Regions from separate parts of the Homo sapiens genome. Here all the other regions are linked to region 5. A link is a loop called in an ENCODE intact Hi-C map of the cell type or tissue named here. Cell type or tissue: PC-3. All regions are shown on one strand.

Region 1 (5,000 bases), 200 kb after region 5:
AGGCACAGTCAGGAGGCAGCTGCAAGTGCCCTGGGGCTGGTGATGGAGATGCGAGCGTGGTGGCCGTGGGGTTGGGGAAAAGCCACAGGTTCAACATGTTTTTGGTGGCTCATCTCCCATCAGCCAAGGGTCCAGGGCTCAGGATCACAGGTGATCACCTTGGATCACAGGTGCAGAGGTTCCCCTTGCAAATTCCTCTCCAGCTGGGGTGGCCTGGAGGACCCCAGTGTCGTCCTGTTTGGGTGTTGATGTCTCTGAGGTGTGTTCTTTCCTTTCTGGCCTCTGTCTTTGCTCCTGGCCTGGGTGACCCCACATCCCTGAGAATGCCACCTTTTACCCATTTTCAGCACAGATGCTTTGGGCCTCAAGGCCTCCAGCCCAGAACCAAAGATGGCTACCCAAGTTAGGGCCAATCTCGGTTGGCAGAGGGCAGACCCGCGGAGACTGCGTCCTGCTCACATCTGGATGGCTGGAGGAATTGTTTTCTGGTGGGGCAGGCAGGCCATTTTATTTCAACTACAGTGTGGTCTGTTTTCTCCCCTCCCAAGTCCCTTGGAATGGTCCTGGGCAGAGCAAGCGAGGGAGGAAAATCAGACCCGCAGGGTCATGCGGGGCCCTTGTCTCTGCCCTGGGGTTCACCCTGGGCCATGTTAAAGGGGGAAGTCCTAGGACATTCCCTAGGAACTGAGGTTCACCCGGATCTCTATAGGTTCCACAAAACAAAATCTCAGGGTCCCCAGGAACCACTGCCAACAGGAACCGCGCCCATGCGTGTGAGAAGTGGACGGCCTGACCCTGACCCTGTGATGAGCAAAGGCCTGGCCTGCGGGTTTCTGAGGGCACCAAATCCCTGAGCTTCTTGCCCGACAGTCCCAGCTTGGAAAACAGTGTTCATGGTGTGGCTGGGTCTGCCCTGGAGGCAGGCAGCCAGGGCCATTGTGCCTGGATAGCGGGGTCAGGGCAGACGGCTCCCCGCCCCGCTCCTGCTGGCTGTGGGGACAGAGTCATAGAAACACATGTTTCTGCCTTCGCCGGGGGACCGCTGAGGTCATGGGGCAGCCCCATTGATAAGCTGCCTCCCAGAGTCTGTATTTTGGGTCCATGTGGCTGGCCCCGGACTGGGGAGCCGGGGGATCAGCTTGCATCCTGTCCGTCCCCAGAACACTCAGGCTAGGCCTGAGGCCCCGCAGGGCACTTGCAGCCTCCCGTCCTCTCCCCTGCAGCCCCGCCCAGGGCCGTGTCCTCCCTCCCCGAGCTGGGCCTGGCGTACGTCCACCCCTTGCCCAGTGTCCAGCACACAGCCCCCGGGTGCAGGAGTCCTCGGCTGGGAGTCAGGACACCTGGTTTGTCCCGCCCTGTGCGACTAGGCCCAGGCCCCCGCCCTTGGGGCCTGCTTTGCCCTCTCAGTGAACGAGGCTGGACTCTGGCCAGCCTGCTGACCTCGTCCTGGCCGGCAGCCCGCCACCCCTCCCTCTGCCGGCCACGACTGCGCAGGGCCGGGCGGACGCTGGAGGACGCGGACGAGATGCGTCAGAGTAGGCCCTGGCAGCCAGGGCCTCCCGGGAAGGGCTGGTGGGACGGGCGGGCCCCCCAGGCGACCCCTGCTCCTGGCTGCCCGCCCAGTATCATCCCTCCTGCCTGGCAGCCCCAGTGGGGGAGCTCTGTGTTCCTGGATGGACGCAAGATGACTCTCATCTGGCCCCCCGCCCCGGTGACTTTGGGAGAGAGAAAATCACATTCTCCTTCGGCCCGCTGGCACTTTCTTCGAGGTGGCTCTGCCTGGGTGTTTTCTTGGCAGACGACCAGAGATAGTGGCTTCAATTGCAAAACCCCGAGCCTGCCTGCCTTCCCCTCTCTTACTCTTCAGAGAAGGTGCCTGGGTGCTTTTTTGGCAGGGCCTGGCCTTGGGAGTCCCCTCCCCCAAGCCTCAGTTTTCTCATCTGTAAGGTGGGCGTGGATGGCTTATTGCAAGAATAACTCAGTTAATGACGGGCCACAGTGGGCGCTCAGAGATTAGCTGCCCTCCTTTGGATCTGCTTTGGGACACCCCCTAGAGGTCACCCCAAGAGGGGGCTGGAGTGCAGCTCCTTCAGCTGTCCCTCTGGCATTTTGGAAGATCATAACAGCAATTTCACCTTTGTTACTTTATTCTGCAAGTGACTGATGGCACCAGCATGCGCCAGGCGCCGGGGGCGCTGGAAACTGCACAGACAAGGCCCTGACTCCAGGCACTTACATTCTAGTGAGGGCATGGAGAAGGAAACCATTGTTTACGGGATGAGTGGGTGATGGGCAGATGGGGCATGGGGAGCAGGGGAGAGTGGGCTGGTCAGGCAGGGAGGGCCTCTGGGGAGGTGACATTGGAGGGCAATGAGAGCCTTAGTGTGAGGGAAAGCCAGACCCCCTGGGAACCACCAGTGCAAAGGCCCTGTGGCCGCATGAGCGTATGTCCAGTGGACAGCAGAGAGGCCTATAGCAGGGTGTAGAGTGGAGTGAGCAGCCCAGGGCAGAGAGGGCGGAGAGGTCAGAGAGGTGGGCAGGCCCCACGGGTGGAAGTGACGGGTCAGGGTTTTATCTTGGGGCCTTGGAGAGGCAAGGGATGCCTGTTCACAAACCAGCCCTCCCTCTCCCTCCTAGCCCTAGGATGGTGGCAAGGATTGTCCCAGCTTGATGACCATGGGGAAACTGAGGCAAGGGCTGGGTGGAGAGGGGATGTACTGTTGCAGGCCCAGCATGTTCCGATGAATGTCCCCAGGCCCTTATTCCCCCTCTCGTGCCCTGCCCCCCAACCGGCCTTCATGAGTGGGAAGGAAAATGACAGTGAGGAGAAGGTGGCCCGACCCACTCGGCCCCACGTGCTGGTCACCAGCATCCCCACGCCCACCCACGGACAGCCCTTGAAGCTTTCGTCTCCACTCTCCAGATTGAGAAACCGAGGCACAGTTGGCTAAGTCACATGGTCAGAGAGGGGATCCGAGCCTTTGCTCGCAACTGCAGGGCTGGGTAGGCAGGGTGGGGCCCCTCCCAGACACATACTCTGTGCCAGGCCCTGAGAGTCCCCGCCCCACCCAGGCCGCCAGAAAGGAAAATAGAAGTGGCTGCCTTCCAAGAAAACAAAGGAGAGAGGCCGGTCGCGGTGGCTCATGCCTGTAATCCCAGCACTTTGGGAAGCCAAGGTGGGTGGATCATTTGAGGTCAAGAGTTTGAGACCAGCCTGACCAACATAGTGAAAGCCTGTCTCCGCTAAAATACCAAAAAATTAGCCAGGTATGGTGGCGTGTGCCTGCAATCCCAGCTACTAGGGAGACTGAGGCAGGAGGATCACTTGAGCCCAGGAAGCAGAGCTTGCAGTGAGCCAAGATTGTGCCACTGCACTCCAGCCTGGGCAACAGAGCAAGACTCTGTCTCCAAAAAAATAAATAAATAAATAAAATAAAACAAAGAAGGGAGAGTGGAGGGTGGGGAGAGCCAGCCAGGAGGGCTTCTGGAGGTGGCGCTCCTCCAGCATGGCTACGGGACAAGGGGCGGTCAGATGGGCCCTGAGCTCTGAGCGTTTTCCACCTTCCTCCTCCACTATTGGTGGCCGCTCCCTCTGGGGGCTTAGGACTCTCGTTCCCCTCGAGAACTTGAACCCAGCCCTTGTGCTGGCTGCTGCCTTCTTTACCCATGAGAGAGCTCTGGCTGGGATCAGAAGACCTCTTGTAAACTATAAAGTGGTACCTCCATGACCACAGTCCCCACTTGCTCTGGGGGCTCAAGAAGGGTTTGGGCCTCTGTGTGTGCCCCCCAGAGGGTACCTGCTGAGAGCTTCTGGGCAGCAGCCCCTGCCCCCGCTCACCCCCTGCCAATCTGACTGCCCACACCCTACTAGGTGAGGGGCCACAGGGAAACCAAGGCACAGGGAGCACTCAGGCCCCACATAGAAAACGCGAGCTCTCGGGCAGACTGCATGGGACAGTGGCACCTCATGTTTTGTGTGTGTTATAAAGTCATATTTTTATCTCTATAGAATTATCTTTACACATATACAAACGTTTGCATTTCAACCTTAAAATTTATATTTTATTTTTCTATTTGTACACACATATAAAAATATTATTTTTACTGTTCATAGAGAAAATACAGCTGATACGTCGAACCCTTTATGGCTAGCATATAGTATGGTCCTCATTTCATTTTGTAACCGTTATTAAGATATCATTCATATACCATACATTTCACCATTGAAAGCGTATCATTTAGGCTAGGCACAGTGGCACACACCTGCAATCCTAGCTCTTTGAGTGGCTAAAGCAGGAGGATAGCTTGAGCCCAGGAGTTCAAGACCAGCTTGGGCAACATAGAGAAACCTTGGCTCTACCACAAAAAAGAAAAAAATGCAAAAATCAGTCAGGTACGGTGATGTGTGCCTTTAGCTTCAGCAATTCCGGAGGCTGAGGTGGGAGGATTGCGTGAGCCCAGGGGGTCAAGGCTGCAGTGAGATTACAGCACTGCACTCCAGCCTGAGTGACATAGCAAGACCCTGTCTCAAAAAAAACGTGTATCATTCAGTTCTTCTTAGTATATTCAGTGTTATACTAAGAAAGAAACCCTATGCCCATCACTAGTCACCCCTATCCTCCCTCCTCCCAGCCCTGGCACCCACTCATCTCCTTTCTGTCCCCGATGGATTGGCCCGTTCTGGACTTTTCACAGAAACGGAATCTACACTAGAGGCCTTCTGCGACTAGCTTGTTTCACGCGCATCGTGTCTTCAGGGTCCACCCACGTCATAGCCCGTGTCAGAGCCTCATGCCTTTTGATGGCCATGTGTTCCATCGTGCGGACAGGGCACGCTTTGTCTCCTCATTCGTCTCTTGGTGGATGTCGGGTTGTCTCTGCCTTCTGGCTGTTGTGCGCTGGGCGGTGCTGCAGTGGTGGGCACGTGCAGGTTTCTGCATAGACATTTGCTCTCATTTGCCTGGTGTGTGCCTAGGAGTGGCAGTGCTGGGTTTAGGGCA
Region 2 (5,000 bases), 110 kb before region 5:
GTGGGATATGGCATAGTAGTCCTGCGACCACTCTGCTCAAAGCCACAGTGGATTGACCTCCCTCCAACATGTGCTGGCTGCTGGCCCTGTCCCTCTCCGAGTCTCAGTTTCCCTGTCTGTGGAATGGGGATGATAAAAGTAAAAGCCTCAGAGGGTTGCTGTGGGCCCCACAAAGTTTGGGAAGTACGGGCGCCCAGCCTCGTTGACTGTGCTTATCATCTGTGCAATGGGGACAGCCTCAGGGGGCAAGGATCTCTCTCCAAAAGACATTTTGGAATTTCTCACAGCCAGTGCATGTGGATTACATGAGTACATTTTTAATAAGGAAAAAAAAAAGAAAGTTAAGGATGCTATTTCTGAAGGGAAAATATGCAGGAAGTTTTTAAGACCCTGACTCCTCACACACCCCCTCAGGGGCCGGCTTGCAGTTTAGAAGTGAGCACACGTGGGTAGCTCAGCTCTGCGGAGGAGGCTGTGGTCAGAGGCAGCTGCCTGGCGGAGGCTGGAAGGGCCCCTGGACATTTATCAAGGCCAGGATGGGGAGACATGCTGCTCCCGACCCCAGAGGCCCCACTCATGTTACCTGGCGGCTTTGAGACAGAAGTTCCTCAGCAAAGCAGGCTCCTTCCTGCCTGGCATTATGAGCAGAGATTAAGCACTCTGTTGACACACAAAGAAACAGCCCCATCTGTAAAATTCCGCAGCAGGGCGAGGCTTGTCAGGCCTTTAATACAGGGGCCTGGAGGCTCCTGAGTGTTTACTAAGAGCTCAGCCTGATGGGGATGGAGGAGAGGACTCTCTCAGTTCAGTAGCATGTTTTTACTGCGCACCTACTGTGTGCCCGGCACCATTCTAGACACTCAGGACGTGGCAGGTAGATAAATAAATGAACATGAGGATTGGAGGCAGTTGTGAGTTCTACGCAGTTGTTAAAATTGTTTGATTTGATAGAAAGTGAGGAGGTGAGGGGGTGGGGCTTACCTCTGAAGAGGTAACATCATCTGTACAGAAATCGAAATCGAGTTAGAGAACCAGCCATGGGCTTGTGTGTGGGGAGGAGCCTTCCAGCAGAGGGCACAGCAGGTGCAAATGCCCTGGGGCCGTAGTGGGCTTGGCATGGAGCTGGAAACTAGAGGTTTAGGAGGAAAACGGTGGGAACAAGGTTGGTAAGGAGGGTGGGCTAGATCACGCTGGGCCTTGTCAGTCGCTGTAGGGAATCTGGATTTCCGGCATTTACTTCCTCGTACACCGAGCACGTGAGTTTTAAGCACCAGTTATGTGCAAAGCAAGGAAGTTTGCTCAGGGTGCACTTGCTGGGCATTTATTAATTTCACTGAGAAGACGGTGCTTCTGTTCATGCGGCCAGTGCAGGAGCTGGGCCCACCTGTCACTTGGCCACAGCTGGGGAGCACAGGCCCGGAGCAGGGTTTGGAGATGAGAAGTGGGCTGAGCCCCAGTGCTGGGCTCAGGGTACCGAATGTTAGAAGGCAAGCCCTCTCAGGGTGCCAGTGCAGAGGGGCACCTGGGATGCCTGACATGCCTCACCCAGTGCCAGACCTGCTGAGGGCACTCACGGTTCAACCCGGGAGGCCCAGGAGCAGCTCAGGCCTGGTGGGAGATGAGGGGTAGAGATGACCTCCCTGAGCCAGCCTGAGGCCAGCTATGTTCATGAAGCTTCCAGCGTGCTGTTTCCCAGGAGGGCAGCTCTGGGAGCCTGAGAAGGCAGGGAAGCTGGAGCTGCCCCTCCCCCAGCCCTGTCCTTCCCAAAAGCACAAGCACGTATGTCGCAGTTCACCCATGTGTGGTGTGTGTTGGGACTACTCACAGGTCACAGGTGGGGTTGTGTTTCCCGAAAACACATGTCCGGGTCCTAACCCCTGGCAGCTGTGGATGTGACTTTATTTGGAAATAGGATCTTTGCAGATGTGATCAAGCTGAGATGAGGTCATCAGGGTGGACTCGCGTCCAAGATGACTGAAGCCCTCACAGGAAAAGGGGAGATACGCACAAACAACGTGGAGGCAGAGGAAAGGCTGGAGTGACCGATCTGCAAAGCCAGGAAGGCCAAGGGTCGCAAGAGCCACCAGGAGCTGGAAGAGGCAGGGAAGAATCCTGCCCCAGGGGCTTTGGAGGGAGCAGGGCCCTGCTGGCACCTGGATTGCAGGCTTCTGGCCTCCAGACCTGTGGTTTTAAGCCACCCGCTTCGTGGTACCTTGTTACAACAGCCTGAGAAGCAAACGCGCTGCATTTAGTGGGTGACGTTCCCTGGGGGTCTGGTTAGGATGCAGGTTCTGATTTCATAGGTCTGGGGTGGGACCCAAGACCTGGCTCCCATGCCCGGCGGATGCTGCTGGCCTGGGGGCTACGCTTTGAGTAGCAAAGCTTTGAAGGACGACTGGCAGCGGCCAGGCCAGCCCCCACCCCCACTTCTATGGGGCTCACAGACTGTCATAGTGTTCATTCATCCCTCAGGGGAAATGACTCAATCCGGGTCAGGGGTAGATCCCGGTTAGTCTAGCCAGGGGTCAGCAAACTCTTTCTCTGTAAAGGGTTGAGTCACTCTTCTAGGCTTCTTGGGCGTCTCTGCGGTAACTCCTCAGTTCTGCTTTTGTCACACAAAAGCAACCACAGACGATATTAAAAAAAAGGGTGTGCAGCTTGGGAGGCTGAGGCAGGAGGATCGCTTGAGCCCAGGAGTTCAAGACCAGCCTTGGTAACATAGCAAGATCCTCATCTCTACAAAAAAATTAAAAATTAGCTGGGCATGGTTGTTTGTGCCTGTAATCCCAGCCACTCAGGACGCTGAGGCAGGAGAATCGCTTGAACATACGAGGCAGAGGTTGCAGTGAGCCAAGATCACGCCACTGCCCTCCAGCCTGGCAAAAGAGCGAGACTCAATCTCAAAAAAAAAAAAAAAAAAAAAAAGGATGTGGCTGGGCACCAATCAATCTTTATTTACAAAAACAAACAGGCTTGGGGCCCGTGAACCACCGTTTGCTGACCCTGGGCTAAGCGTCATGGCCACCCCATCCCCCTTCCTAGATATTCACGTGGCCTAACCCTAGCCACTGTGGCGTGGAGGGGACTGTGCTGGGGGATTTACAGGGAATGCTTACCTGCTCTTACCTATTTATTTATTTTTTTCTAAGATAGGGTCTCCCCAGTAGCTGGGACTACAGGTATGTGGCACCATTCCTGGCTAATTTTTGTATCGCTTTTGGTAGAGAGGGGTTTCGCCATGTTGCCCAGATTGATCTTGAACTTCTGGGTTCAAGCGATCCATCCTTCTTGGCCTCCCAAAGTGCTGGGATTACAGGTCTGAGCCACCATGCCCAGCCTACCTGCTTTTAAAAAAGAGAGAACCAGGCAGGGTGCGGGGGCTCACGCCTGTAATCCCAGCACTTTGGGAGGTTGAGCTGAGCGCATTGCCTGAGGTCAGAAGTTCGAGTCCAGTCTGGGCAACATGGTGAAACCCCCCCCTCTACTAAAAATATAAAAATTAGCTGGGCGTGGTGGTGCACACCTGTAATCCCAGCTACTCAGGAGGCTGAGGCAGGAGAAGGCAGGGAGGCTGAGGAGGTGGAGGTTGCCGTGAGCCGAGATTGAGCCACTGCCCTCCAGCCTGGGCGACAGAGCAAGACTCTGTCTCAAAAACAAAACAAAACAAAACAAAACAGACAAACAAACAAAAAACAAAAAGGGGGGAAGAGATGGCTGCCTTATCTTTGACTGCACTCTGTCTTGTTGGGATGTGATGACCAGATCTGCTGCAGCCATCTTGAGGCCATGAAGGGAGTCCCAACACTGAGGGGTGGCAGAAGAGAGAGGAGGAAGCGCCTGGTGCAGATGCCACCAATGAGCTGCTGAGTCACCCAGCCCTGCAGCTCCTTTGCTCCGGGACCTCCTCTCATGGGGAGAATCCATGTTCATCATGAAAGCAGTTGGAATTGGGATTTTTCTCTAACTTGCTACCCCAGGCATCCTGAATGCTACAACCTGCTCCGGGTGCCCCAGGCCCTGGAGCCGCTCATGGCCTCCTGTGCAAGTCAGCACCCTCTCCTCCGGGCCCTGCACGCAGCCACCACGCCGCAAGGGCAGTGAAAAGCTGACCTGGAGCCTAGACATTTGGATCCCTGCCCCAAGCCCTGTCGCTTTGGCCAAACCACTGGCCTTCCACATGTAAAACAAGGGCAACTCCACTGGTCAGATGGGTTTGTTGTGGAGTTGAAGTTTGTAGGCAATAAACCCTAAAATAGCAACCTGCAACCCGGGCAGTGTGAGGAGTACTGTCAGGATTCCACCCCCACACGCTCCGGGCCTCTCAATGACGCTTCTGTGTCCCTTCTCTCCAGTTTGCTCCTAACTGCCTGCACTTTCACCTCGCTTCTGGGCACTGCTCCCGGGCTCTGGCGGTGCTTTGGCCCCATGTCCAGGGAGCCTGACCCGCCTGGTGGCTGTGATTCCCTGGGACAGCCCCTGGGTGACCACTGTGAGTCTGAGCTCTTGCCTTGGGGCAGGACGAACTGGGTGCTCCTCAGACCCAGATCCGGCTGAGGCTGGGATATTGGCTCGAGTGACACCTGGGCTTGGCTTCCTTCCCTGCCCTGTCCTGTCTCCCCTGTGCAGCCTCCCCTGAAGCGCGGGTCTACAAACCTCATCCCAGGACCCGTTTCTAGGAGACAGTGAGGCTAAGACCCAGTGCCTGCCCGATGCATTAACAGATGGAATCCTCCTGAGGACCCTAGGAAGCAGGTACTCTTATCCCATTTTGCCCAAGGGGACACCCAAGCCCAGAGAGGCTGGGTAACTTGTCCAGGGTCACACAGCTTGTCTTGCTTCTGAGGTCATGTCTTTGCCATTGCACTGTACTCTGCAATGGAGCTCTTGGGTCAGAAACCCCAGCTTGGAACCCCATCTTTGCTCTTGCCTAGTCCTGTGACCCTGGGCAAGCAATGCTGCCTCTGTGGGCCTCAGTCTTTTCACCTATTATGAGTTAAGCC
Region 3 (5,000 bases), 180 kb before region 5:
AGTAACAAACAACTCCAAAATCTCATGGTTTTCTAACAACCAACGTTTGTCTCTCACCCGTGCTATGTGTCTGCTGTGTGTTGGCAATGGGCTCTGTGCCATGTCTTCTCACTCTGGGATGCAGAGGGGGCCTCTGCCATGTGGAGCATCATCGGGCTTGAGGCAGGCTGTGCACTGCTTCTTAGAGCTTCTTCTTAGATGCAACTTACATCACTTCTGCTGACATCTCATTGGCCCAGGCAAGCCACACGGCCATGCCTGACTTCTGGTGGGGGACGGGCATAGAGATGAGAAATCCTGCCTGTGACTGTTAGCAGGAAAGCTGGAGAATTATTATTTATTAGAGAGAGCAGTTCTGCTGAGCCATCGTAGAGTCAGGGTTTTTTTTTTTTTTTCCTTGTCCCTCCTGGGGCTGCTAATCATCTGAGCCGAATCCATTCTGTTTTTCGCTGCCAGATTAATCATTTTCCTTGTGCCTCTGCCACATCACTCCATCTGCTGTGAACTTGAGTGCCTGCTGCAGGGCATTGAAGCTGGTCAGCCTGGCACTCAAAGAACCCCTGGGCTGGCACCTCTCAAGATAGTCAAAGCTGAGTCAGAGAGGGCAGAGACTAGGTATTTCTCACTCCCCACTTCGTCTCCAGCTTCCAGAACTGGCATACAGTAGGTGCTCAGTAATTATTTGGTGCCTGGCATACAGTAGGTGCTCAGTAATTATTTGGTGCCTGGCATACAGTAGGTGCTCGGTAATTATTTGTGGCAACTATGAAATGACTTGCCCAAGCCCACATGCCAGGTTGTAAGCCAGACAGGGCTCACGGCAAAGTGCTCACTATTGACAAGGCTCAGTGCAGCCGCCCCGCGGCCACGGTGTTTTCTGGCAGTCGGCGCTCGCTGTGCCCCAGGCCTCAGGAGCCGGCTGTCTTGTATGCATCAGTCCCTGGGGGTCCTTCAAACCACCCCCCAAGGAAGGCACTGTGGTAAGCAGGTTCTTTACTGAGATAGTCATCTGTGTTTATTCACCCTGTGATTTCCCTCCCTCAATTCCAAGGCAACATCCAGCCCTTTCCTCGATATTTGTTTTTCTGGGCAGAGATGAGAAGCCTCTGGAAGATAGTCCATCTATACTGGCCTTTTGTGAAAACTCGATGTATTAGTCAGGGTATAGATTCAGCTGCTGTAACAAAGAAACTCCAGGCTGGGCACGGTGGCTCATGTCTGTAATCTCAGTGCTTTGGGAGGTTGAGGTAGGAGGATCACTAGAGGCCAGGAGTTTGAAACCAGCCTGGGCAACATAGTGAGACCCTGTCTCTACAAAAAATACAAAAAAAATTTAGCTGGACGTGGGCATGGTGGCACACACCAGCAGTCCCAGCTACTTGGGAGGCTGAGGCAGGAGGTCAAGGTGGCAGTGAGCTATGATAGAGCCATTGAACTCCAGCCTGGGCGACAGAGCAAGACCTTGTCTCAAAAACAAACAAAACAAAACAAAAAGAGAGAGAGAAAGAAGAGAAACTCCAATGCAACATTGGCTAAAGCAAGAGAGAAGCTTGTTTCTCTCTACTGTAAGAGGGCTGACGGAGGCGGGCCGTCAGGACGGCCAGGAGCTTTGCCTTACAGTAATTGGGGCCCAGCCCCTTCCATCCTGTCGTCCATCCCGCCTGGATATGGTCCTCATGGCGTGGTTGAAGCAGTGTTAAAACCAGACCCACATTCCAGCTCTCAGAAAGGGGGAGAGGGAGAAGCCCGTGAAGCAGGTGTGGACACTTCCATTCACATTCCAGCAGAAGCAAGGGAAGGGGGAGCGAGGTCTCCGGGTCTCAGGCTTTGTGGCCGTGTGCCCAGCCAGTTTTACTCCCACAGAACAGGAGAACTACACGTTGGTCACACCTGAGCTTGCGAGGAAAGCTGTTGCTGGTTCTGGAGGGAAATGGAGAGAGGGAGCGAGATTTTCGTGTGCTGGGAGCAGGTAGTGAGGCAGGCCTGGTGACCTGGTTCTGCCGCAATGCTCTGGAGGTGAGGGGTCTAGAATTTGTGTCCTGCACCAGGAAGAGGGCGCCCTAAGCCAAGAGTTCCAGGACAGACAAGGCCCGCCCCCTTCACCCCAGAAAGGACCACTTCACAGTCCCCATTCCCCATCCCAGGTCTCTCCAGGGTGCCCAGGGGAACCAGTGACTGGAGGGACCTCATGGACATTTGGTCTTTGATCCGACCCAGCATGGAGGAGCCCCAATCCTGAGACTGAATCTTCCTTCATCCTGGGAGGATGGGGTTTGGAATCAGCCCCCAGTCAATTGGAAAGAAATAAAAATCAGTTATATCTTGCAGATCGGGGTTTGCGGCCTGACATGTATGCATGTTGCCTTGATATCCCTCTTATATTAAGTGAGGAGACTGGAGCTCAGAGAGGTCAGGTCACTGCCCTGTGGTCACAGAGCAAGTTCACAGTAAAACTGGCATCGGGAACCAGGTTGGCGGTTTGTAGACCCGCATACACTGTGGCTATGCTATTCCTCTCTGCTGGGAACCAGGTTGGCGGTTTGCAGACCCGCATACGCTGTGGCTGTGCTATTCCTCTCTGCTGGGAACCAGGTTGGTGGTTTGCAGACCCCGCATGCACTGTGGCTGTGCTTTTCCTCTCTGCTGGGAACCAGGTTGGCGGCTTGCAGACCTGCATGCGCTGTAGCTGTGCTTTTCCTCTCTGTGTGGGTGTGCAGGCACTTTTTGAAGTTTGGACACAGGGCAGGCAGGAGGCATTGGGGTGGTGGACGGTTCTGTGTACCTGAGGGCATAGGTGGCTGGGATTTGTTATGTAGGCTTGCCAGGGGTTCCAGAAATTTCAGCAGGCCACATTCTGGGAAACCTGTTGGAGGCTCTTGGTTACTTTCTAAACAAGTGTTTACCACTGGGCTGGGCTGGAAGCGGCTGGTGAATTATTCAAAGGCCATTGCCGGGGGGGATGTCCGTGGCTTCTGCCAAGCCCCCTCCCCGCCCCGCTGCCTGCAGTGTGCCTGTTTGGGGAACCGTCTCTCAGGCTCCAAGGGGAGTGACGGGAGTGAGCTGTAGGATGAGTGGCCAAGAGCTTAAGGCTGTTCTGCCACTTTTGGGCCAGGCCAGTTAATCCCCCTCTCTGAGTCTCAGTTTCCTCATCTCTAAAATGGACCCAAGAATACTAGTGCAGGGACAATTACATGAGAAAATAGGTCGCTATCTAGCCCAGTGCCGGGTGCAAGTAGCAAGTACTCAACATAATGCCAACATTTTCCAGTAAAGTGGAGCTTTCCTGTTCTTGAAGACTCAGTAATTTTTCTCTTTGGTGTGCGCCAAGGCAGAATTCTTGAACGTGCGTCCCAGGCGACATGACTAAGAATGTGTGCAGCAGCAGCATCTTCAAGCCTCAAAAGGAAACCCAGGCAGGCGCGGTGGCTCACGCCTGTGATCCCAGCATTTCAGGAGGCTTAGGTGGGAGGATCACTTGAGCTTAGGAGTACAACATCACCCTGGGCAACATGTCGAGACCCCATCTATACAAAAATTACACAAGTTAGCTGGGCATGGTGGTGTGTGCCTGTGGTCTCAGCTACACAGGAGCCTGAGGCAACAGGATCACCTGAGCCCAGGAGGCAGAGGCTGCAGTGAGCTGAGATCATACCACTGCTCTCCAGCCTGGGTGATGGGAGTGAAATCCTGTCCAAAAAAAAAAAAAAAAAAAAAAAGGGCCGGGAGCAGTGGTGCACACCTGCAATCCCAGCACTTAGAAGAGGCTGAGGTGGGTGGATCACCTGAGGTCAGGAGTTTGAGACCAGCCTGACTAACATGGTGAAACCCCCATCTCTACTAAAAAAAAAAAAAAAAAAAAAAAATTTAGTTGAGCGTGGTGGTGCATGCCTGTAATCCCAGCTACTTGGGGGCTGAGGCGGGAGAATCGCTTGAATCTGGGAGGCCGAGGTTGCAGTGAGCTGAGATCACACCATTGCACCCCAACCTGGGCAACAAGAGTGAAACACCATCTCAAAAAAAAAAAGCACAAACGAAACCCTGTTCCATGCGCAGTCACCCCCTGTTCCTTTCTCCCCCGGCCCCTGGCAAACACCAACCTACTGTACAGCTCTACGGGTCCGCCTGGTCTGGGCTTTCCATAGAAATGGGACCGGACACTGTGTGGCCTTCGGTGTCTGGCGTCTTTCACTCTGCATCATGTTTCGAGGTTTGTCCACTTTGTAGCGTGTCAGTGCTGAATCTGTTTTGTGGCTGGTCATATTCCATTGCATGGACAGACCATGTGTGGTTTATGGAGTCGTCAGCGGGTGGACTTTCGGGCTGTTTTCACTTCTTGGCTCCTGTGAATAACGCTGCTATGCACATTTGTGTACAAGTTCTTGCGCGGACGTGCGTCTTCGCGTCTCTTGGGACTACGGACATTGGAGGCCAGTGCACCCCTCGTGATGGGGCCCGTCCTGTGGGTTGTGGGACGTTTCGCAGCATACCTGGAGCCACAGCACCCTCTCCACCAGTTGTGACAGCCAAAAATGTCTCCAGACACTACCAAAGTGCCCGGAGTCAATCTCACTTCAGGTAAAATCAAGACTCATCTGTGGAGAGTTAAAAAACAAAACCTAAAACCTAGTCACAGAAGACCACATACACCATGACCCTTGTGTTAGGAGGTTTAAAAACAACTATGACTCGATAATCAATTCTTTTTTTTTTTGTTTGAAAGTCTCACTCTGTCACCCAGGCTGGAGTGCAGTGGCGTCATCTCGGCTCACTGCAATCTCTGCCTCCCGGGTTCAAGCAATTCTCCTGCCTCAACCTCCTGAGTAGCTGGGATTACAGGCGTGCATCACCACACCCAGCTAATTTTTGTATTTTTAGTAGAGACGGGATTTCACCATGTTGGTCAGGCTGGTCTCAAACTCCTGACCTCAAGTGATCCTCCCGCCTTGGCCTCCCACAGAGTTGGGATTACAGGTGTGAGCCACCTCGCCCGGCCTGATAAT
Region 4 (5,000 bases), 160 kb before region 5:
TATCTCTTCTCCCAACCTCTGTCCACTCCAGCCCGCTCGGCCTCTGCTCTGCTTCCTGAGTACACCAGGCATGCTTCTACCTCAGGGCCTTCACACTGGCTGTTCCCTCTGCCTGGGACCCTCTTCCACCAGACCCAAACGTGGCACAGATCTCCACTGCCTTCAAGTCTGCCAAACATCACCTCTTCCGAGAGGCCTATCCAAATCTCTTCTCTAGCTAAAAGCACTCCCAACCTGCCTTTAGTTTCTGTGTTCTTTCTTGGCATTTACTATCAGGTGGATGTATGCATGCACACCTACCCCCAATATGGACGTGTCTCAAAATAATTTGCTAAATGAAAGAAGCCAGTCAAGGAAAGAGGACCTACTGTGAGATTCTGCTGACATGAAATGATGCCATTTACACATAGTTTCATTGTCTCCTCCATTTATTTCATTAATTAATTTATTTTTTGGAGATGGAGTTTTGCTCTGTTGCCCAGGCTGGAGTGCAGTGGCACAATCTCGGCTCACTGCAACCTCCACCTCCCAGGTTCAAGCGAGTCTCCTGCCTCAGCCTCCAGAGTAATTGGGATTACAGGCGCCCGCCACCACACCCGGCTAATTTTTGTATTTTTAGTAGAGACGGGGTTTCACCATGTTGGCCAGGCTGGTCTTGAATTCCTGGCCTCATGTGATCCGCCAGACTCTGCCTCCCAAAGTGCTGGGATTACAGGCATGAGCCACCGCGCCCGGCCTGTCTCCTCCATTTAAAACGGCATTGGCCAAAATAATAGCCACTGGTCACGTGTGGCTATCAGGCACTTGAAATGTGGCTATCAGGACGGAGGAACTGAATTTTATGTCTTCATATCTTTGTTTTAATTAGTTTAAATTAAAAATTAAAAACCGAAGCAGTTTTGCCAGTGTGGATGTGAATATTAAAGGAAGATGATTTTTTGATACTCAGTTCTTGGAGACTTTTAAGTCTCTATGGAACAACTTCAGTAGATTAATGTACCTTTTCAACTGTCAGTTTTATGGAATCAAAATGCAGATCAAATATTTCCGATGAGAATTTAGTGTCCACATTGAGATGGGCTCTAAGTGTGGAATACACAGTGGGTTTCAGAATGTTAGGATGAAACAAATGCATGTAAATAGCTCACAGATTAATTTTTTATGTGGTGTGCATGCTGAAATGATAATATTTTGGATCAATTAGATTAAATTAAAATTAATCTCTTTTTTCATTTTTTATTTTTATTTATTTATTATTTTCAAGACAGAGTCTTGCTCTGTTGCCCAGGCTGGAGGGTGGCAGCATGATCAAGGCTCACTGTAGCCTCAACCTCCCAGGCTCAAAGGATCCTCCTGTCTCAGCCTCCCAAGTAGCTGGGACTACAGGTGCAGGTGTCACCATGCCCTGATAACTTTTAAAATTTTTTTGTAGAAATGGGGTCTCATTGTGTTTCCCAGGCTGGTCTTGAACTCCTGGGCTCAAGTAACCCTCCCGCGTCGGCCTCCCAAAGTGTCGGGATTACAGGCGTGAGCCAAGGAGCCCAGTCACATTTTTTTCCCTTTTTTTTTTTTCTTTTTTAACGTGGCTACTAGGAAATGTTAAATTCTACCTGTGGGTGGCATTATGTTTCTACTAGACAGGCTGCCCTGGAGCATCAACTCAATGAGGACAGGGAGTGATCGGCTCAGCTTCCTTCTTTTTATTTATTTATTTGAGACAGTCTCATTCTGTCACCCAGGCTGGAGTACAGTGGCACGATCTAGGCTCACTGCAACCAACCTCCGCCTCCCAGGCTCAAGCGATTCTCCTGCCTCAGCCCCCTGAGTAGCTGGGGTTACAGGCGCCCGCCACCATGCCCGGCTAATTTTTGTATTTTTAGTAGAGACAGGGTTTCACCATGTTGGCCAGGCAGGTCTCGAACTCCTGACCTCATGATCTGCCCACCTCGGCCTCCCAAAGTTCTGGGATGACAGGTGTGAGCCACTGCGCCTGGCCTCAGCTCCCTTTTTTAGTGTCAGCATCTAGAACCCGGCCTACTGTGTGCCCTGGGAGTCTTGGTTCTTCCCAGTGGAAAGGACTGTCTTTAATTTGCTGACCGTGGGCATCTGGCCTTGTAACCAGGCCACTCCCAGCCTACGGGCAGAACGGAGCTGCTGGGAGGACACAGGCAGGGTGACTCAGTTCCCGTGCTGGAAAGAGGAACTTGGGTGTCTGCTCCGGACCTTGTCATCTCTGCCCCGGAGTGGCTCCTACCAGGTGGCGCTGGCCAAGCGCCTTTCTTTCCCCTGCCCGCCCCAGGGCCGGTTGCTGAACCTCCTCCCTGTTGGCTGCGGAAATGGTTTGCATCATTTTTGTGCCTGAGGCCTGGGGGCGTGTGAAGTTCAGATCCACTGGAAGGCAATCAGCCTTTGTCCTTGTTCATGAAACACGAATCAATACCGCATTGATCGAAAGTAGACTGGGCTTCCTCTCCAAATGCCTCCGAGCAGGAATTGCTATACCCGAGGTGGAGCAGGGAGAGAGAAAAGCTGGGACACTGGCTGGATGAGGATTTGTGCTTATTGGCTTTTTTTGTTTTTAACAGGCTAAAACTTGTGGTTTACTGCAATATATACATCACAGAAAATTTACCATTTTAGCCATTTTTAAATGTACAATTTGGCAGCACGAAGCACACTCACATTGTTGTGCAACCATCACCACCATCCATTTCCAGAACTTTTTCATCCTCTCAACTCACTGGCGTTTAAGACTTGGGGGAAGCCGGGGTGGGGTGGGGGTGGGTTCTGGTGGGGGAGGGGCTGACACTAGGGGATCATGGGAGAATCCGGGCGACCCAGCATGCACTGGGTTTCTTCCGGGGCATCTATCTGGGTGCAAGACTTCAGGAAAAGCAGGAACAGTCACATGTGGATAACTCCAGCTTGGCTTCATACAGGGGCCATTTTCAAAAGTGTGGGCAGGAATAGAGGAACCCTGGGCTGGAAATGGAGGTGATGCCACCACCCCTGGGCTGGAAGGGAGGAGGGAAGGGATAGTTCCAGAAAGCCAGGAGGAGAGGGAATGTAGCAGGAGCTGTATGGAGAGGAGAGGGGCCCTTGAGTGGCCTGAGGGAGCCCTTGACCTCACTCATGTCCTGCCGGGCTACCCCGTGCCAAGTCCAACCAGAGGCAGAGAGCAGTGGGCTGTGGAAGTGGTTAAGGTGGGTCAGCTTCAGGGGCAGAGGGCCAGTGGAGAAAGGAAGAGAGAGATCTCTCGGACAAACAGAAGATGCCAGCACACAGGGTCTGATTCGTTTCTTGGTATAGTGAGCACCTGAGTCTGTCTCCATAGCCTCTGCTCCTCCTCCTTCGGGCAAAATGTCCTGATTTCCATGGGGGATCCAACCTTCCGCTCTTGGTCCAGAGACGGTGCACCCAACTCCAGGCCAGTGATTTGGATCTGAGCCAACTGGCTTACTGCTGTCCCCATATGGTTTAAGATGGCCAATCAAGGTTGATCTTGGAGCATTTGCTGTATGTAGTACCCTGAAGGAACATCTCTTTCCTGCTGGACTCAGGCCTGGGGGATGTGGCATAAAGCTCCTGGTAGCCGTCTTGCCACCATGTGACGTCTATTAATAAAACCAACATGGAGGAGAGGGCAGGCCAGAGAGAGAAGGAGATACCCAAGCCTGATGACATTAGCCAAGCCCCTGGATCCAGCTATGCCTGAAGCTGATGCTATTCCTAGAATTTAAATTGCTTCAGCCAATAAACCTCCCTATTTGCTTAAACCCATTTAATTTGCACTGACTTGCAGGAAAGATTCCTCACATTATCAGTTTTTCCTTTTTTTTTCTTTCATTTTAAGCAAGCTATAGTCTAGTTCTGGCATTCTCAGGGATTTTTTAAAAGTTCAGCAAGAATGCTGAATAAGCAGCAGATGTGGATAGCAGCAAGCCGTCTTCTGCTTCTGATCTTTCGGGTCAGCATTATTTTACTATCGAGCCAAGCAATGGGTCTGGAGAGGGTGGAGGTCCACCAGGGCCTGTCCTGCTGAGCTGAATGCGGCAAAGTGAAGGTGAGTGCTGTTCACCTCCGTCCTGGCATCTGGTGCCCCAGAGGAGGTGGTCTGCTTCTCATTTTTCACAGGGGCCTGAACAACCTGCACCCTTCACTGAGTCTCAGTGTTTGCCTTTGCAAAATAGGCTAACAAGAGGAAGAAAAAAGAAAATGCCCAGCATCCGGGCCCTGGTAATCCCCGGAGAGGTGACGGAGTGCAGGGTTAAGAGAACAGCACGGGCTCTGGACTTGAGTTCCAGCTCCCAGCTAAGCCACTTCCTAGCTGTGCAGCCTTGGACACACTACTTCACCTTTCTGTGCCTCAGTTTCCTAGCCTAGAAAATGAGGATGATAACATTTCTTCACTCATCGGATTATCAGGACTTATCAGTGCCTTTAATATATCAATGAGCATTGTGAATTTCTTCACTTACCGGTTTGTCATGGGGACCAAACGACTACAGACAAACAAAGCCCTCAGAGCAGTGTCAGAAACGTGGTAAGCACTCGGTAAACAGCAGCTGCTGTTTTTACCCAAAGACTGGTAGACAAGGTTACTATTGGCAATGTTTATCGTCTCTCACACTCTCAGCAATTCTCTATAAAATCTCACTGAGGGCCGGGCGCGGTGGCTCACACTTGTAATCCTAGCACTTTGGGAGGCCGAGGCGGGCGGAGGTCGGGAGATCGACACCATCCTGGCTAATACGGTGAAACCCCTGTCTCTACTAAAGATACAAAAAATTAGCCGGTCGAGGTGGCGGGCGCCTGTAGTCTCAGCTGCTTGGGAGGCTGAGGCAGGAGAATGGCGTGAACCCGGGGGGTGGAGCTTGCAGTGAGCCGAGATCACGCCACTGCACTCCAGCCTGGGCGACAGAGCGAGACTCCGTCTCAAAAAAAAAAAAAAAAACTCACTGACGTCCCTCCCAATGTATCTAAGGACCGTTTGCCTCTTG
Region 5 (5,000 bases):
TTTTTGTTTTTTTTGATGGAGTCTCACTCTGTTGCCCAGGCTGGAGTGCAGAGGCATGATCTTGGCTCACCGCAACCTCCGCCTCCAGGGTTCAAGCAATTCTCCTGCCTCAGCCTCCGGAGTAGCTGGGATTACAGGCATGCATCACCACACCCGGCTAATTTTTGTATTTTTAGTAGAGATGGGGTTTTACCATGTTGGCCAGGCTGGTCTCCAACTCCTGACCTCAGGTGATTTGCCCGCCTTGGCCTCCCAAAGTGCTGGGATTACACCATGAGCCACTGCGCCTGGCCCAAATAAAACATATTTTAGAGACAGGGTCTTGCTCTGTCATCCAGGCTGGAGTGCAATGGTGTGATCACAGCTCACTGCAACCTCAAGCTCCTGGGAGTCCCATCTACCCAGAGGTTGGGACCAGTGGAAAGGTAAAGGCTTCATCCTAAAATATGCCCAAGGAGCAAGTGCTGGAAAACACAGATACAGGATCAGCCATTCCCACTTGTTTCTAGATTTTTCCAGGGTCAACACCTGCCTCCTTCCCCCTCTGTTGGTGCATTCATTCATTCATGTGTTAATTCAGTCGCAACACATTTGAATTGAGTGCCCACTATGTGCTGAGGATACAGCAGTGAGCTGGCCAGAAAGGTCTTTGCTCTCATGGAACTGACATTCTGGTGACCAAAGACAATATATATCAGTGACAAATGCCCAGGATAGTTTCAGGTGGTGATAAATGGTGACAAAAATGAATAGGATGTTGAGTTAGTGAGGGCCTTGGCGGTTTCTTCAGATACAGGGTCAGTGAGGGACTCTCTCTCTTTATTTATTTATTTTTTGAGACAGAGTTTCGCTCTTTTTGCCCAGGCTGGAGTGCAATGGCATGATCTCAGCTCACTGCAACCTCTGCCTCCTGGGTTCAAGCGATTCTCCTGCCTCAGCCTCCCGAGTAGCTGGGATTACAGGCATGTGCCACCACACCTGGCTGATTTTGTATTTTTGGTAGAGACAGGGTTTCTCCATTTTGGTCAAGCTGGTCTCGAACTCCCGACCTCAGGTGATCCACCCACCTCGGCCTCCCAAAGTGCTGAGATTACAGGCATGAGCCACTGCACCCTGCTGCAAGGGACTCTCTAAGGAGCTGGGACCTGAAGATAGAAGATGACAGTCTCAGGCAGACGGAACAGCAAGTGCAAAGGTGTTGAGGCGGGGATGAGCTGGACTATTTTGCCAAGTACTTAGAAAGGAATGGTTGAAGGATTGGAGGGAGTCTTTAGGAAGGAATGGTTGAAGGATTGGGCCGGAGATGGTAGAGACAAAGCCCAAGGGGCAGAAATTGGCGCCAACTGGACGGGAGCCCCCTGGATATATATACAGCATGCTCCAGCCAGCTGCAGCCTGGCCTGGGACACATACAACATGCTTCCCAGTGTCCCTGGTGACTTCCCAACTGAGTCTCCCTCTCCCTTCCTGTAAAATGGGTATGTTGAAAGTCTTTCCCTCACAAAGGCAATTGAGATGTTTGGGAAGCTCTTAGCTGTTACTGTTACTAACTCACAGTCCAGGGGGCCCCCCCGGGAAGGCTGTTTGTGTGCAGTGTTCTTTGGCCGCTTTTTAAAGGTACTGTTCCCATTAGTTGCTCATGGACTGTCACTCAGAGCCCAGTAGAAACAAAGTAGCAAACTAGGGTGCCGGTCTGCGATTGGGGGAAGGGGCGGGCTCAGCTGAGACCTCCCCAGAGTCCAGATTTCCAGCACTCATTTGGAATCACGGGCTGCTGCTGGAGGCTGGCAAGTCGGGTTCTTCATCTCTCCAGGCCTGTTTCCCTACTTGGGACCAGGCCCCTTGCTTCCCCCAGGGTAAGTGCTCACTCAGTGCTGGTGTTACTCCCCGCCGTCTGTGAGGGTGAGATTAATAACCCAATTCAGCCAGGAAACAGGAGCAGACGGGAAAGGGCCAATCCCTTTCGGGATAAACGCTGCCCTTCTCCTGGCCTCAGTCTTGCCATCTGTGACATGGTCGGGCCAGAGGCCATTGGCGCTTGAGTTGATAAGGCTTCCAGTGAGGGATTTCTAGGTGACGCTTGGGACATTACAAAGCTGACAGACCCCCTGCTTTCCCCGCTCCTAAGCCTGCAGGGAGCCCTCGAGGGCAGAAGCTGGGAGACCCCTGAAGACACCCCAAATGTCCCTCCTCCAGCTTCAAATAGAGCTGAATCTCATGGAAATGCAAATTCCCAGAGGGTTTTCAGGTGACAGAGGAGGGCTGCCAGGCGGCCTGGGGCTGGCAGAGGAGCTCCCCCGCCCCCGCTTCCCTCTCCAAGACCCTTGGTGGGGGAGGTGGGGGATCAGGCCTTCCTTCTGCGGCTCCAGCTTTTTGCCTGTGGATTCGGACCGACTGGCTGGGCAGAACTGGAGCTGGTCGGGCCAAAACAAGGAGGTGGGGGGGGGGCACTGACCTATGACCCCTCCTGTTTCAGTCTGCAAACTGCTCCCCTCCACACCCACTTCCCTTTTGCCAGACATTGTCAGCCCCAGAGGCTCCCGCCAGCCCCCCAAAAGCTCATAATTAAAAGCCCGAGGGGGCAGAGAAGGACCTGGCTGCAGGGGAGCCCGGCAAACCCAGCATCCTGGCGGAGGCGGGAGGCCCGCCGGCCTCTGGAAACCACGCGGCTGCCTCCCCACCGCAGCCATTCCCCGCTCTCCCTGGGGGTTCTCAGATGTTGCCAGATGGCAGAACTGAATCTGCTGAGACGTCACTCCAAAAAAGGAAAGTTGAACTGAAAAAAAAAAAAAAAATTCAAACTCTCCAACATCTTAGGAGAAAGCAGAAGAGGAGGGAGGGAGGGAGGCTCCAGGCCCAGGGCTCCCAGTGCCCTCTGCTGTTCAAAGAGATCTGCCCTGGTTGGAGAGGGCAAACCTGGAGGGGGTGGGAGGAGGGGGTAAATGAGGACACTGGGTTGTCAGGGCGGCCAGGGGGGCCAGGTTCCTGCTGGAGCGGAGAGTGTCTGCCTGTGCGTGGGGGAGCGAGCACATGTGTGCCGTCTGTGACTGCGTGCTTGTGCAGGCCGGGCGTGTGTGGCTCCCAGGGTCACGCTTTGGGATGTGTGTGTCTGTGTGTGTGTGTGGGGGGGGCGGGGGGGACACAGGCTCGTTGCATTGTCTCCGCATTTGTGTCCCTGAATGTCCCCAAGTGGGACTTCACTCAACACATTCGTGAGTCCCTACTGCGATAGGGCAGTGAACAAAATAGAAATCTCTGCCCTCAGGAAACTGGCATTCTAGCGTCTGTGTCCTCCGGGGTGCTGTGAACTCGCGTGGGTGTCCCAGTATTTGTCTGTGTGAGATCTGACATCTCCGGTCCGTGGTGGGTGGTGAGTCTGCAGTGTGTTCGCCCGGGCTGGGTCTCGGGTCTGGGGAGGCCCAGCGTGTTCCTGCCTGGAGAGGGCTCTGCGCTACTGTCTGCTCCCGTCCCCAAGTGCCCCACTGGGCGTGCTCCTAAAAGGCCCTGTGTAGGGCCCTCCCTGCGCGCCCCCTCCCCATCCAGCGGCCACTCCAGAGTTATAATTTAATAGCTGAAACGCGATTCCAGTGAGGTACTGGGGCTGGAGAGGAGGAGGAGGGCCCCCGGGCCCGCAGGAGAAGAGGGAGGGGAAGGCTGGGAGGCGCTTCCCCCCTCCTTCCTCCTCGGGGAGCTGCCAAAAAGAAACTCGGCGTCGCGCCCAAGTGTGTGCGTGCGTGTCTGTGTGTGTGGCGGCGTGCGCGCGCGAGTGGGGACGCGCAGGGCCTGGAGAGAAGGCGCGGGCCCTTTAAGGAGCCAGAGGGGGCCGGGCCGGGGCGCGTCGCTGCGGGCGGGGAGCCGGGAGCAGGGAGGCCGAGCCACCGCCTCCCGGGCTCGCGCCCCGCCCCCTCCTCCCCCTCCCGCCGCCGCCGCCGCCGCCGCCGCCGCCACCGCCGCCGCGGCCGCCGGGGAGCGCGGAGCCGCGGGCAGGCCGGGCCGCACCGGAGCCCCGCGTCCGCCGGCGCCCCGCCCGAGCCCTGCGCCCGCGCCCTGCGCTCCGCGATGCGCGCCAACTTGCGGGCCGGGGACCCAGGGCCGGCGCCCTAGGAGGCGGCGGCGGGAGGATCGCGTCCCGACCCGAGGCCGGGCCTGCTGCGCGCCCCCAGCCCGATCGGCACCGCCACTTGCCTGAGCGCCCCGGCGGCCCGAGCGCGCCCCAAGCCCGGGCGCCACCGCTGCCACCTCCGCGAGGTGAGTTGGGGCCGAGGGTCCCCGCGAAGGGCGGGGGGAGGCGCGGAGCGCGCTTCCGGGGGATCCGGGGAGGATCGGGCGGCGCACGCGGCGGAGTTGGCGGGGCCCCTGCACTCCCGAGTTGGCGCTCTCGGGGGGTGGCCTGCTGGGGAGCAAGGCGCCCCGCCGACACTGCGGCCCGCGTGCTCGGGGGCGCCGGGGAACTTAGGGGAACTCCAGCTCCCTAGCGAGGGGGCGGGAAGGAGGGAAGTGGCGTTGGGGTGGGCGGGGGGCGCGCTGGAAATGCACAGAGCGGCCCCCCACAGTGTGCGCCGGCTCTGGGGACTTGGCCGCCAGGCGTCCCTTGTACCCGGTGTAGCCCCGGACCTGGCGGGGCGACACTGCGCCTTATTTTCCATCGGGCAGCGCGGGTTTGAAAGCCCTTGGAGATGGTACCCCTAGCTCCCTGGCCTGGCTGTTGTGGAGGGGCGCATGAGGGTCTCTCACCAGCCGAGGGGGAGAGCCAGCCTTGTCCCTCCTAGGCGTGGGGCCACGGGGCGCTGGGCGGGGTCCCTCGGGAGAGTCGCCCCTGGTCCCCCTCCCCCGCGGGCCGGTGTTCCTGGTGTCTGGGCCTGCCTCCCGTGGCTGGTGACGCCTCATTGGGCCGCCTCCTAGTCCCTCCCCCGGGCTGTGCGGATACTTGGGATGCCACTACTTTGCGAAGTTGGAATTCAGAGCTGATCCCACTTGGGCACGACTGGGAAGACCCAGAC
Region 6 (5,000 bases), 180 kb after region 5:
CTGGGGATGGGAAAATGGTCACAGCCATGACAGCAAGGATGAGACGGAACCAAGTCTTTGAAGGGCTTTGCAAACTCTGTGTGTCAGTTAGCCGTGCCACGGGCTGATGTGTTGATGTTTCTGCTGCTGTTGTTTTATTTGCATTAGAGCCTTGTGTGTAGCAGGCAGGCAGCCAGCACGTGGGTGGGTGGGTGGGTGGATGAATGAATGAATGAATGAATGAATGAATGAATGAAAATACCAACACAGACGGCTGCCCCTCAGCTCCCCAACCTCTGAACAATTTTAGCTGGAGCTTGGCTTGCAGCTTGATTTTATTCAAGGAAAATGGTTAAAACCTTCATTATGGGAAATCCTTCATTAAAGTCCTTACAAGTGGAGCTCCAGCTCAGAGAGGCTGCCATGTCCCGAGCTACGTGATTCAGCCTTGGGGCCTGCTGCCCTGGAGGGGCACCCTCTTGCCGCACAGACCCCTAGGTCAGGAGCACTCCCTGTCTCTCCCACAGCCCTGGGAAAGTGGGCAGGCCCTACCTGCATGGACTGGCTGGGCCACACAAGGTCACGCCGCTGGAGACACAGGCATAAATATAGAGCTGCCTGGCCTGTGCCTGTGTGTGCCGCAGCTCGCCGGGCAGACAGGCCGAGACCGGGGGCTTGGCTTCCCAGGCACTGCCTCCGGTGCAGCAGGGGCTGTGTTTCTGCCGAGCCTGGTGTTTGTGGCCTTGAAACTAGAACCTGGGGGGCGGCATGCTCTGGTTCTGGCCTGAGACCTAGTGATGGAGGGAGCTTTTTCTGCCGATTCCTGGAGGGTCTCTTCCCACAGCAGGAGGTCTGTGAGGCTGAGAGAACCTCCTGGTTGTGCGGGTTGGGGTTTGGGAGCAAATTCCAGCTGCGCAACCAAGCCTGGTGGGCCCCGAGTCCTGAGTGGGCCTTTAGGTGCCCTTAGGGAGTTTGGGCCCTGGAGGTGCCCCAGTTAACCTGGGCCTGGAGGCTCCTGGCCCCAGCTCATCCCCACCCTGACTTCCACCCTCCCATCCCCTGCTCACCACGTCCCTTCCTTTCGCTGGGCCGGTGTGGCCGGAAAACAACCCGTCTCCCGAGGCCTCGCCTGCAGCTGTGAGCGAGTGTCAGGGCTGGGTCACGTAGGCCAGGCCCTCCGCCCAGCAGGAGAGGTGGGGCCTGGGCAGAGGCTGTGCGTTCTGGATATTCACAGCCCTCCGCCCCCAGACTCCCGCGCAGTGGCCTCGGTGGGACTTCACCTGTCGCTTTTGGCTCCTCCAGCCCAGGCCTTTCCCATGCATCCTGGCCTGGAGTCAAGTGACTGAGAAACCAGACCCCAGAGGCCAGGACTGCCACCCTCTAGTACCTTCCCCGCTAGGGGACACGTGGCCCATCACTGTCTCTTCTTCCAGAGGTCCTGGGCCTGAGCAGGGAGCCCCAGGCTGGGTTTCTGCTCCAGGCCCGTTTGCCGCCCAGGCCATGGATGCAGGCCCCCTCTGCGTGCCGGGCCTGGCCTCTTCTCACTGCCCTCCTCTCCTGAGACAGGTCTCCTGGAACACGGCCGCAACTGGTCGGCCATCGCCCGGATGGTGGGCTCCAAGACTGTGTCGCAGTGTAAGAACTTCTACTTCAACTACAAGAAGAGGCAGAACCTCGATGAGATCTTGCAGCAGCACAAGCTGAAGATGGTGAGCCCCCAGTCACGCTGCACCGCGCCTCTGGGAAGCTGGGAGAGGAGCCCAGACTGCCTCAGGAGATGTCTCTGCACCCCAGGAGGCATGGGCCAGGGAGGGGCTATTATGCCGCCTTGTTAGAACTCAGCTTCTGGGGGTTCAAGCCCGGGAGTACCCCGAGATGGCTGCAGGCGGCAATGCTGCTATGAGTGTCCCTGCCTTGGAGACGGGCCGGGCCAGGCTGCCCTCCACCCCCACCCTGCACCCCACTCCTCTCAGACAGACACCTCTGGGGGCCCTCAGCCCTGTCTCACGGTGTGGGGGAAGGAGCGCGGTGGACCAGACTGACTCAGCCAGGAATTCGGGCTGTCAGCGCGTTGGAATGAGGACCCGGAGGCAAATGGGTCCTGAGCGAGTGGCTCCCCTGCCCCATTTGACCTCACAGCTTTAGGGCTGCCGTGGTTGGGGAGGGACAGGTCTGGGGGGGCGGGGGCGGACGTCTCAGCCCCAGCATCCTGGAGGGCTTGAGGCAGGCCACGGGAGGCTGAGACCCTTCCCTCCTCCACAAGCACAGAAGGTGCAGGCTCGCCTCGCCAGCGTGTAAATGGCCTCTGAGGAGCAGCCGCTTCTTCCACAGCTGTTTCTGGGAATTGAGGAGCATTTTGGGGAGACCTCTGCTGCCTTCCCTCTCTCCTTCCCTTCCTCCTCCTTCCCTTCCTCCCTCCTTTCTCCCTCTTTGACACACTTGCCAAGCATTGTCCCCTTTTTGGAGCTGGGGAAACTGAGGCTTAGCCAGGCTCATGTGCGACTGAATTGCGATATGCACCCACAGTTATGAGATCAGCACCCACGCTCTTCATCGCTAGGCTGCGTGTTTCCTCATCGATACAGAAGCACTGAGGGAGGGGTTGCATAGCTCCCCTCCCCCAGGACTACTCCTCCCCCCGCCACTCCCAAACCATGACATCGGGCTGCCTTGTGCCTGGGTGTAAAGTGTGTGCAGTGGGTTCCGGGCAGGCCATGCTGAATTGCTCCCTCAGTGCAACCTGCTGAGGCCCAGAGAGGGTGAGCAGGCTGTGAGGTCACACAGCCTGCAGTGGGAGGACCAGGTATAGCCTCCCCCTGTTTGAACTCCGCCCAAGCACTGTGCAGAATTTAAGGACATCCTTCCACCCTCCCGAGTGGGTTCTTAGTGAGTCATGTGTGCGCGCGGCCGCTGGTGGCTCCGGGACCGAGGGGCCACGGTCCCACGGCCCTGTGGTCAGGGCTGAGATCCACCCTCTGGCCTCAGGGAGGCCCCTCCCCATCACTTCCAGTTAAGCAGTGCCCCGCGTGCCCTCCACATTGGCCCCTGGGATTTGTCCCCAGAGCTCAGGGCTTCAGGCAGCGCCTTTTCCTTCTGGATGCTTCGGGCCTTCTGGTTGGGTGTGGAGGAAGGCACCGCATCTGGCTGAATGTGCAGAACCCCGTCCCTAACACTTGCTGAAGTCCCTTGTGGCAAAGAGGGCCTGAGCCAGAGCAGCCTGGGGGCGCAGAAGGGGGCCTGGGCCGGGGGATGTTGTGGGCCATTGATTCTGTCAGCCAGGTCAGGAGTCTGAGGTGGTTCATCCAGGATGACTTGGGGGCAGGGCTTTGGCCCTGAGCATCTCCCCAGGAACAAAAAGGGCCTCCTGCTTTCTCCCCAGCTGTCCTTTCACTTTCTCTCTCCTCCCCCCGCCTCCCCTCTCTGGGGCTCCCTCCGCCTGTCCCCCTCACCCCACGACCATGGACGTCTCCCCCCGCTGCAGCCTGCTGCCACACAGCCTGGCTTTCCAGGCTTCCGCAGGGTGTGGCCCCACTGTACCCCTAGAGACTCCAAAACCTGAGAGTGGCTTGGAGGACCAGAGACCCCAGCACGGTGAACCATCCCATTAGGCCCAGGGCGAGACTGGGGTCAAGGCCCAGCTTGTGGATTTGGGCACCCCTGTGACCTTGGGCAGTGAATTCAGCCTTCTAAGCCTCAGTTTCCCCATCTGTAAGGTAGGAGAATAACAGTTGTTATCCAAGAGGTCCTATGAGGAGTGAACGAGTGATTACCTGTGAGGTCCTTAGTGCCTGCCAGAGGGGCAGCGCTCCGGGAGGGCGACGTGCCCTAGTTACTCTTACTGCTGTGGTTATTGTTATTTTATCTGGATGCCATCTACCCCCTTCTCAGGGCCACCTGAGGCCCCCTCTTTTTTTTTTTTTGAGTTGGAAGGTTTTATTAGACTAGGAGATTTGTGGGAGGTATGAGCACTGGGCCAAGGTGGCACGGGCCATGCTTAAGGCACCCTGTTGAGTGTGGTGACCACCAGTGAAGCCGCTGGCGTGGACGAACATGCAGCCAGAGATCCCACTGACGAGGGCGCCTCTTGAACGGTGCGTGCAGGCACAGCCACAGTGTGCTATGGGTTGGGAGCAGGGACTGGGCCCAGGAGAGCTGAGTTTGAACGTAGGCTCTGCCACCTACTAGCTGTGTGGCCTTGGGGAAGTGACCTGTGCTCTCTGTGCCTCAGTTTCCCCATCTGTGAAATGGGGACAATAATGGAACCCACTTCAAAGGGCTGTTATGGGAATACACTGGGTGGCTGCCTGCAGAGTGCTGGGAATGCGGCCTAGTATGCCCCAGACACTCTGCTAGTGAGAGCTGTGATGGTGCTGGTGGTGGCACACTCACGATTGATTGATTCATTCATTCATTCATCCATTCATTCAAAGAGGCATCCCAGAAGGATGGTGCAGAGCAGGGCTTTGGAGCTGGTGGCTTTGTACCCCAGCTCTGCCGCTTAGTGACTGGGTCCAAGGATACTGGGCTTCACCTCTCCGTGCTTCAGTTTCCACCTCTGTAAAATGGGGATAAGAATGGGACCCAGTCGTAGGGCTGTTGAAGAACAAGTGTGTTTCTTTTTGTAAAGGGTGGTGCCTGGTCCTTGGTCAGCCCTCAATAAGCATTCAGTATTATCCTCACTGTCCATTCAGCAGCCCCATATTCAGCGCCTGCTGTATCCCAGGGAAGCAATGGCAGCTGCCCTGAGGGCAGAGACATGGATGGGGTTTTCCTGCTGGGCTGTGGAGCTAACACTTCGTTAGTGGACCGTGGAGGGAGTGGGGGCTGCATTGAAGGATTCTGAGCTGAGACACAGCCCCCATCCAGGGCTGGACTCAAAGTGGGTCGTCCTAGTGTCGATGAAAGTGATTCTGATCCGAATGACACAGTCAAAGCTGATAAAGAAGGTGGCCCTTCTGTCCCCTGACGCTGAAGACTCTGGAGGCGTGGACAGGAGGGGACCCCGAGATCCAGGTTGGGAC

The links. Peaks named below come from ENCODE experiments on the same cell type or tissue, not always from the same donor. Only the 100,000 strongest peaks of a DNase experiment are listed, where the experiment ranks them.
Region 1: it touches region 5 in a loop (5-fold over the local background); 16 of 110 quality-filtered maps call a loop at or near these places.
Region 2: it touches region 5 in a loop (5-fold over the local background); 46 of 110 quality-filtered maps call a loop at or near these places.
Region 3: a loop joins it to region 5, with 4 times the contacts of the local background. A loop is called at or near these places in 32 of 110 quality-filtered maps.
Region 4: it touches region 5 in a loop (6-fold over the local background); 16 of 110 quality-filtered maps call a loop at or near these places.
Region 6: a loop joins it to region 5, with 4 times the contacts of the local background. A loop is called at or near these places in 40 of 110 quality-filtered maps.

Annotation. Positions count from the first base shown.
Region 1 is chr12:124,366,059-124,371,058 of GRCh38, reverse strand. All of the region lies in intron 22 of NCOR2 (nuclear receptor corepressor 2), which reads left to right. Among named protein-coding and RNA genes, the nearest start is that of MIR6880, 31 kb to the right of the region's middle. RefSeq lists an enhancer at 1,473-1,974. In PC-3, CTCF peaks have their summits at 1,885 and 2,084; a DNase peak (open chromatin) is centred at 1,408; H3K27ac peaks cover 2,080 bases.
Region 2 is chr12:124,679,053-124,684,052 of GRCh38, reverse strand. No RefSeq gene overlaps it. Among named protein-coding and RNA genes, the nearest start is that of NCOR2, 110 kb to the right of the region's middle. RefSeq lists enhancers at 2,372-2,441, 2,632-2,701. In PC-3, a CTCF peak has its summit at 2,517; DNase peaks (open chromatin) are centred at 692, 1,902 and 2,522; H3K4me3 peaks cover 679 bases; H3K27ac peaks cover 4,629 bases.
Region 3 is chr12:124,748,034-124,753,033 of GRCh38, reverse strand. No RefSeq gene overlaps it. Among named protein-coding and RNA genes, the nearest start is that of SCARB1, 110 kb to the left of the region's middle. RefSeq lists enhancers at 2,437-2,957, 2,958-3,478. In PC-3, a CTCF peak has its summit at 2,050; a DNase peak (open chromatin) is centred at 513; H3K27ac peaks cover 338 bases.
Region 4 is chr12:124,724,738-124,729,737 of GRCh38, reverse strand. No RefSeq gene overlaps it. Among named protein-coding and RNA genes, the nearest start is that of SCARB1, 140 kb to the left of the region's middle. In PC-3, CTCF peaks have their summits at 1,628 and 2,289; DNase peaks (open chromatin) are centred at 1,647 and 2,237; H3K4me3 peaks cover 428 bases; H3K27ac peaks cover 1,271 bases.
Region 5 is chr12:124,566,556-124,571,555 of GRCh38, reverse strand. It overlaps NCOR2 (nuclear receptor corepressor 2), which reads left to right and starts at 3,944. Exons shown (of 49, transcript NM_006312.6): 1 at 3,944-4,248. RefSeq lists enhancers at 1,631-2,491, 2,492-3,352, 3,519-3,568 and silencers at 3,689-3,938, 4,049-4,408, 4,429-4,538, 4,679-4,898. In PC-3, a CTCF peak has its summit at 2,878 (motif pointing left); DNase peaks (open chromatin) are centred at 3,745 and 4,885; H3K4me3 peaks cover 1,668 bases; H3K27ac peaks cover 1,152 bases.
Region 6 is chr12:124,382,433-124,387,432 of GRCh38, reverse strand. It overlaps NCOR2 (nuclear receptor corepressor 2), which reads left to right. Exons shown (of 49, transcript NM_006312.6): 19 at 1,546-1,688. Among named protein-coding and RNA genes, the nearest start is that of MIR6880, 48 kb to the right of the region's middle. RefSeq lists enhancers at 358-1,092, 1,093-1,829, 1,830-2,565, 2,566-3,302, 4,748-5,000. In PC-3, no CTCF peak of the experiment used is centred here; DNase peaks (open chromatin) are centred at 102, 1,192 and 2,042; H3K4me3 peaks cover 3,543 bases; H3K27ac peaks cover 4,952 bases.